Regions from separate parts of the Homo sapiens genome. Here region 2 is linked to region 1. The links are chromatin contacts, found by Hi-C or POLR2A ChIA-PET in ENCODE. All regions are on one chromosome and are shown on one strand. The core of a region is the stretch at or near the end of the contact, and the rest is flanking DNA. Distances in the headings are between cores, read along the strand shown. Region 1 overlaps SMURF2 (SMAD specific E3 ubiquitin protein ligase 2). Region 2 has its middle 45 kb from the start of SMURF2.

Evidence for each region. Hi-C counts contacts between places; a loop is a spot of excess contacts on that map. ChIA-PET counts read pairs that join two places held with the same protein, here RNA polymerase II (POLR2A). Pooled maps may share reads with other maps.
Region 2: a loop to region 1 is called in a pooled map, with 2.3 times the contacts of the local background. The contact joins two enhancer-like sites. A Hi-C loop is called at or near these places in 2 of 50 pooled maps. POLR2A ChIA-PET finds 5 or more read pairs at or near these places in 3 of 52 experiments (Caco-2, HepG2 and activated T-cell).

What each region holds. Positions count from the first base shown.
Region 1 is chr17:64,570,809-64,574,795 of GRCh38, reverse strand. It overlaps SMURF2 (SMAD specific E3 ubiquitin protein ligase 2), which reads left to right. Exons shown (of 19, transcript NM_022739.4): 10 at 2,840-2,998. Among named protein-coding and RNA genes, the nearest start is that of CEP95, 66 kb to the right of the region's middle. Within about 2 kb of position 1,840, at least 3 of the 41 ENCODE cell types and tissues checked have a DNase peak (open chromatin) inside an H3K27ac peak, as active enhancers do.
Region 2 is chr17:64,705,351-64,709,337 of GRCh38, reverse strand. No RefSeq gene overlaps it. Among named protein-coding and RNA genes, the nearest start is that of SMURF2, 45 kb to the right of the region's middle. RefSeq lists an enhancer at 1,755-2,954. Within about 2 kb of position 2,062, at least 28 of the 41 ENCODE cell types and tissues checked have a DNase peak (open chromatin) inside an H3K27ac peak, as active enhancers do.

The DNA.
Region 1 (3,987 bases), core at 591-3,090:
AACATGTCAGTTTTTTATTAGTGAGTAAAGGATTTCTGCGAAGCTTTAAGAATATCTCATGTTGAGTATTGACATGTATTTTGAATGATGATTTTATGAAATAACACTTGGGATTATTTTTCTTATTCTGTATCCCCCAAATTACCTTAAAAACTTACATCTTTTGTTTTGGAGGATCCTTTAGCAAATATGCCTTTTGTATGGAAGATCTTTTATGAAAGTATACTATAAATATTTAGTTTCTATTACAATATCACTATTCGAAGATATTTATAAAATTGCAAAGTCAGACTCTTTAAAACAAACTTTATTTAAAGATATCCAGGATACCTAGATTTATCCAAGAAATCTCATTTCATCATGTTTTGCATTTCTCTTTAAAACAATGGTTAATGCCTTGTTATTTGTTATATTGCATACTGAGTGACTGTAGTCTTGAAATACAGATCTGTGTTACTTTGTATGACTGTATAACATTCCATTTTTCTTTAACCAGCTCCCAGTGAGACATAAAGATTATTTCTAGTGTTTTGCTCTTTTAATCAGTGCTTTAGCACTCTCCCGTGTATGACTGTAGATTTATAAAATTCTAAATAAAATGACATGAAATGAAATTCTACATTTTATCAGTAGAATTGTTCATTTTTTATTTTAATTTTTTTTTTAACTTTTAGGTTCAGGGGTACATGTGCAGGTTTGTTATAGGTAAACTTGTGTCATGAGGGTTTGTTGTACAGATGATTCTGTCACCCAGATACTAAGCCTAGTACCCATTCGTTATTTTTGCTGATCCTCTCCCTTCTTCCACCTTCCACCCTCTGATAGGCCATAGTACCTGTTGTTCCTCTCCATGTGTCCATGTGTTCCCATCATTTAGCTCCTACTTATAAGTGAGAACATGCAATATTTGGTTTTCTGTTCCTGCTTTAGTTTGCTAAGGATAATGTCCTCCAGCTCCTGTTTTTCATTTCTAAACCATTAAAAATCTATTTGGGGCCGGTGCAGTGGCTCATGCCTATAATCCCAGCACTTTGGGAGGCTGAATTTGGGAGGCTGAACTCCCTGAGTTCTCAGCTTGGGGAGGAAGCTTCAGGTTTCCTATCCCAGTCTTGCTGCTGGCCTGCCCTTCTGCCTACCTGCCACTCAGGTACCATCTTTACTCAGTCCCCCGAACTCCCTTTTTTTTAAAATTTGAGGAGAATTCTTGGAACTTTCCCTTGCCTCTTTTGAGACTAGCAGTGTTTCAAATGGTGTTTTTTCCTACACTTTAGCTGTTCTGTAGCAGGAGTCTCTTGGAACACCTATAGCAGAAGTCAGAATGATTGCTTTGGCAAATATAGGTCCCTGTGTGCCCATCATTGGTTTCACTGTGACTAAGGAGAAGTCATCTCAGGAAAAACATTTTTCTAGTATAACTTTTAAAATGTGGTTTTGATGAAATTTGTGATTACTTATAATTATCTGTTACAATTTAAATTTACATAAACATGCTGCTTTTATCTTCTCCTCCTCCTCCTCCCCCTCCTCCTCCTCCTCCTCCTCCCCTCCTCCTCCTCCTCCCCTCCTCCTCCTCCCCTCCTCCTCCCCTCCTCCTCCCCCTCCTCCTCCTCCTCCTCCCCCTCCTCCTCCTCCCCCTCCTCCTCCTCCTCCTCCTCCTCCTCCTCCTCCTCTTTTTTTTAATAAAAAGAGGACCACAAAAACAGTTTTACTATCTAGATGCTTGAGTTTGCTTGGTCACTTTCAGAGTATGTCGTTTCTTTGGTATTTACACATGGCTCTGGTAACCTAAAGTATTCATTTAAGGCAGGAAATGACCTGATCATATCATACATTGTTACACGCAGTCTCAATTATGTCACCAAGGGCAGTGACTTTTCTCTTCTGGTGGATGACAACAGCAATTTCCACACTTTGGAAGCTTCACTGAAATATTTTTTTCTAACAGTGTAGAGGATAAGAATTTGCAGTTCTATTGCCAGTTTATTACAGAGGCTACAACTCTGGAACAGCCAAATGGAAGCAATGCTTAGGACACAGTATGGGGGGAGGGCAAGGAGCTACCATGCCCTCTCTGGGCAGGCCACCGTCCAGTACCTCAGTGTGTTCACCAACCTGGAAGCTCCTTAACTCATTCTTTAAGGCCCTATTAATCCTTCTCTATATATACTAGTATTTTAAGAATGTATAATATAATAGCAATAGTCTTTGGTCCATTAAAAATCTTAGCTTTTCTTATTGCAGTGGTAACCCTTAGAGCACTCTTGGTAATGTATCTTAAACAGGTTCTTCATTGACTAACTTTACAGATTTTAGAATTGCAGTTTATTCTTTAAAAATATGCTGTGATTATTTTCAGGATCATAATTTCAGTAACATTTCCAGTTTTGCTTTGTTGGCGAGCTTAAAATTATGGAATGGACATTTTATGCAAATTTTATGGTATAGTAAAGAAATGAAGGGACATTTTAGAAAGCATTTAATTCTTTATGTCACTGACACTTGTAAAATTACTTCCTGTCAAACACGTGTTGAAATACAGTTTATGTTGGCAAATATTGGGATTGATTTTATATTAATTTAAATCTGTATTACATTAAAGCCTAGGAAATTACTAAAAAATGTAGGCTATGTGATAAGTTTTTCTGAGCCATTTATGGATTGGGCTTTGAAGATGAAAGTTTGTTAAACCATTGGGAATTAAAGATTCCAGCTGAACATCTCAAGTTTCTGAAACAATACATTTTCTCACACTTTGTGGAATTGTTCTGTGTCATTTACACTTGCTTGGTTCAGCAGGGCGAGCAATGAGGTATTTTTTATTTTATATTTGTTTTTGCAGGGATCTTAGCAACATCAATTGTGAAGAGCTTGGTCCATTGCCTCCTGGATGGGAGATCCGTAATACGGCAACAGGCAGAGTTTATTTCGTTGACCATAACAACAGAACAACACAATTTACAGATCCTCGGCTGTCTGCTAACTTGCATTTAGTTTTAAAGTAAGTTTTTGAAACAATACATGTTAAAATGGGAGTTAAACATGATGAAACGCATAGATGCTTTTAATAATAAATGTGAGTCTCGATACAGTGGCTCACGCCTTTAATCCCAGTGCTTTGGGAGGCCGTGGCAGCAGGATCACTTGAGGCCAGGGGTTTGAGACTAGCCTGGTCAATATAGTGAGACCTCATCTCTACAAAAAAAAAGTTGTTTAAATTAAAAAATTAGCTGGGTGTGGTGGTGTATGCCTGCAGTCCTAGCTACTTGGGAAACTGAGGCAGGAGAATCGCCTGAGCCCAGGAGTTTGAGGCTGCAGTGGACTATGATCACACCACCCCAACTCCAGCCTGGGTGACAGATGGAGACCCTGTCTCTTAAAAAATGAAAGAACATCTACTTTCATCAGTTATAATTTACTTTTATTGAGCAAAATTTATGTAAGAGTGTGACAAGGTTTACTCTGATATGAGTATTTTAAACCTACTATGCTTTTAGGTAGGAACCTGTCTTGGAATGTTAGGAAAAGGGTTATTAGAGGTGCTCAAGATGGCCTTTTACAGAGGCAATATCTTGACAGGAGAAGTAGGGGTTGAACAGGCTAATTTTGTGTTGCCATTGTAATACAAAATTATTAATAATTTATATTAATGGCTAACACCTTAGTAGCACTTACTGTGTGACAAGCATTGTTCTTTATACTTTACATATGTTGGTAAGGCCAGGCATGTGGCTCATGCTGTAATCCCAGCACTTTGGGAGGCTGAGGTTGGAGAATCACTTGAGCCTAGGAGTTCAAGACCAACCTGGCCAACATGTGAGTCCTATTCTCTTCAAAAAATTTTTTTAAAATTAGCTGGTCATGGTGGTGCGCACCTGTGGTCCCAGCTACTCAGGACACCGAGGTGGGAGGATCTCTTGAGCTCAGGAGGTCGTGGCTGCAGTGAGCTGTGATCGCGCCACTCATTCTAGCTTGGGCAACAGAGTGAGA
Region 2 (3,987 bases), core at 813-3,312, 130 kb before region 1:
AGGTGAGAAGAAATTGCAGGGATTTGGGGAGCTCTAGACAGCCAAGGGGTGGTGCTTCCTCGGCTTTCTGGCTGTAACAGGAAGTGGGGCTCAGACTTGAGATGCGCCAGTTTCTGCTGAATATGAGAAAGGGCTGAAGTGTGAGCTCCTGGTCACAAGAATGTTCACCGCAGCCGCAGCCGGGAGGAAGAATGGATGCCTGGCTGGGGCCCAGGGGCCTCTATGGCCACGCCCACTTCCAGGCTATTTCCTACAAAAGCTCTACCTCTTTCACTGAGGAAGACCCCTTAGTTTCTTAGTTTACAGAAAGCACATAGAACCGTGTAGATGTATACATACCGACATGAAAAGATGCTCATGATCAACTGTTTAAACAAACAAAAAAGCAGCTTACAGAATGTCTTGCACCATAGGGGCTCTTTTCTGTAAATAAATTAGAAGCAGCATACTGGCATGACACCTCCTGCTATATTTAACCTCTTATCAAGGACAAGTTTAGAGATGCTTGCTTTGGCTTTCAGAGAAGAAGAAAAAAATACCACAGCTTTTATGAACATAATATTAATGCTCACAATAACATTCTAGGCTTTGAGCTGCTTCCTGCATTTCATCGTAAACATAAGGCCCAGAACCTGTCTAGAGATTGCTGTGGTTACTCAGTGTTGGGAGAGTTTTCTAGCTTTTTCTGCCCTTCTGGAAACTTGCATCGATGCCTCTGTCCATTTCCATGTTCGGCACTGTGTTTGTGGGTCTTTTCTTAAACAGCCAAGTTGTTTTTCTTCGCAAGCTTCCTGGTGTGGGTTTTATGACATTAGTGCCCTTTGGCCTACAGGCAGAGTCCAAATTTGAGAGCCCACCAAGGCAGAGCCCCTGGGGAGTGTCTGTAGGGACTGTTTTTCTCTCTTTGGGCTGCAAAATAAGACTTATGGCTGGGCCAGACCAGGTGCAGTGGCTCACGCCTGTAATCCCAGCACTTTGGGAGGCTGAGGTGGATGGATCACCTGAGGTCAGGAGTCTGAGACCAGCCTGGCCAACATAGTGAAACCCCATCTCTACTAAAAATACAAAAATCAGCCGGGCATGGTGGCAGTCACCTGTAATCCCAACTACTCGGAAGGCTGAGGCAGGAGAATCGCTTGAACCCAGGAGGTGAAGGGTGCCACTGCACTCCAGCCTGGGCGACAAAGCAAGACCCTGTCTCAAATTAAAAAAAAAAAAAAAAAAAAAAAAAAAAAAAAAACCCAGGCGTGGTGGCTCACACCTGTAACCCTAGCACTTTGGGAGGCTGAGGCAAGTGGATCACCTAAGGTCAGGAGTTTGAGACCAGCCTGGCCAACATGGTGGAACACTGACTCTACTAAAAATACAAAAATTAGCCAGGCATGGTGGTGGGCACCTGTAGTCTCAACTACTCGGGAGGCTGAGGCAGGAGACTTGCTTGAACCCAGGAGGTAGAGGTTGCAGTGAGCTGAGATTGCGTCGCTGCATTCCAGCCTGGGCGACAGAACAAGACTCCATATCAAAAAAAAAAAAAAAAAAAGCCTCTGTGGCCTTGGGGCTGGACCAGCTCAATGAAGTAGGGGGCTCCCTCTGCCAGGCTGCCTGAGCTTGAGGCCCCAGGGCTCAGTCAGGCCGATCTTGCCTCTTTACCCGCTACTGGGGAAGGTGCAGGAAGCGGATTTCCTAAGAAACACCTGGGCAATGGCCTTCTAGACTTGTCTACTTCTGACCTCAAGTCAAGGAAGAGAAGATTGGTTAAAATGACTTTCTACCATGCTATTTTCTTTGTCAGTTCCTGCAGAGCCTCCAACAAGGTGTGTGGGCATCCTCTGTCCTTCAGCATCAGTCACCCAAGCTGGGAACCCCAGAGGAGGAAGCACCTGTTTTTGCCCTAACTTAGGGAAGGGCTTTGGATTCTCCGCCATTCAGAATGAGTCACTGTGAGACTGCGGAGCGGATTTTACTCATCCCCCAGGAATGGACCCTTGGAAGGCTCCAGAATGACTAGCCTCAAGTGTTCTGTCTCAGGCACGGGGCATTTTCCCCCACTCCACGTCTGCAGTCACTTCCTCTCTGGACACATCCTGTTTCTGGGAGCAGGCGGCATGCCAAGCAGATTGCAGCCTCTGAGCAGACGGGCGGAGACATCCTTCCTCTTATTTCTAGTACCTAATCCCATCTTCCTTCCCAGTCAGAGATATCGATCAGCATCTCTGCTTTTCCCAGGTCCCTGCACGCCAGGGAGGGAGAGTAGAGAAGGAACATGTTTCTATTGGCAACTCCAACTTATTGGAAGTGCTTAGAAACCTCTGCTGATTTCTCACCAGCTTCTGAAGCACAGGTAATCAAGAGAAGATCTAGGGCAAGGAGCCATCTATTCATTCACTCAGTAAATATTTATTAAGTGCCTACTATGTGCCAAGCCCTGTTCTGGATGCCAGGCTACGGTTGTAAACAAAACATAGAAATCAATGTCCTCATAGCAATTACGTTCTGCTGGGAGGGACAGCTGATAAACAAGATAAAAGATATAAAAATTATAGCATGTGAGATAGTGATAAATGCTGAGCAAAGAAAAAAAGCTGGGAAAGCAATATGTAATGTCAGGCATTGGGGAAGTATGAAATGTCAAACCAGGGGGCTGGGAAAGTCCTTGCTGAGAAAGGAAATTTCGAGTAGAGACTTGACAGAGGCAAGGGAGTGAGCTGGCAGTTAGCTGGGGCAAGGGCATTCTAGGCAGTGGGAAGAGAAAGTGTAAAGTTCCTGAGATTAAGAGCTCACCTGGGCAGTTTGATGAACAGGGGAAAGGCCAGTTTGATGAACAGCATGGCTGGAATGGAGTGAGGACGGGAGCGTCACAGGAGTTAAAGTCAGTGTGGCTAAAAGGAGCAGTATCTTGCTACAATTTGTGGGTGGTAGTATGGACTTTGGTTTGCACCCAGCATGATACAGGAAGCCACTGGAGGGTTTTAATGGAGAAGTGACAGGCTCTGATTTATGTTTGAACAGGATCTTTTGGGAAGCGGCACCGATAGTATCCTGAACAGGGTGAGAGCAGGATGTGGGAGCAGCAAAACCACTTAGGAGGGCACTGCAGGCCAGGCGCTGTGGCTCACCCCTGTAATCCCAGCACTTTGGGAGGCTGAGGTGAGTGGATCACTTGAGGTCAGGAGTTCAAGACCAGGCTGGGCAACATGGTGAAACCCCGTCTCTACTAAAAATACAAAAATTAGCCGGGCATGGTGGTGTGCACCTGTAATCCCAGCTACTGGGGAGGCTGAGGCAGGAGAATTGCTTGAACCTGGACAGCGGAGGTTGCAGTGAGTTGAGATCACTTCAGTGCACTCCAGTCTGGGAGACTACATCTCAAAATAAATAAATAAAATAAGAGAAAAAAAGTAAAAGGGCACTGCAGTAGGCTAGGAGAGAGAGAATGGTGGTTTGGACAGGTAGTGGTAGGGAGTGGTAAGCTGTGATTCCAGAATATTCTGAAGATAGAGCTCACAGGATCTGCTGATAGACCAGATGTGGAGCATGAGAAAATAGAGAAAAAGATATACCCATGTTTCCAGCCTAAATAAATGGAAGAACAGAGTTGCTGTTAGTAAAGATGGAAAACCCATAGGAAGAATTGGCTCAGGGCAGAATATCAGAAGCTGTTGGCCATGGAAAGGTGGAGATGCCCATTGGACATCCATGTGCAGCTGTCAAGCAGACTTTGGAGATAACGGTCTGTAGTTCAGAGGAGAGGTTCTGGCTAGAGGTACAAATCTGGAGTCATGCTTTCAGTGCTGGGACTGGTCAGGTTGGATTTTGTTTCATATGGTGAATATTTAAAAAATGTAATCTTTCAAAATTTATAGTATGTGACCCTTTAAAGATGTAAGTCAGATTATGGGATTTTTCTACTTTGAACCTTCAAATTATTTCCCTTTTCATTCAGTTTGAAAAGCAAAGTCTGAAGATAGTTTGGTAGCATCTATCAAA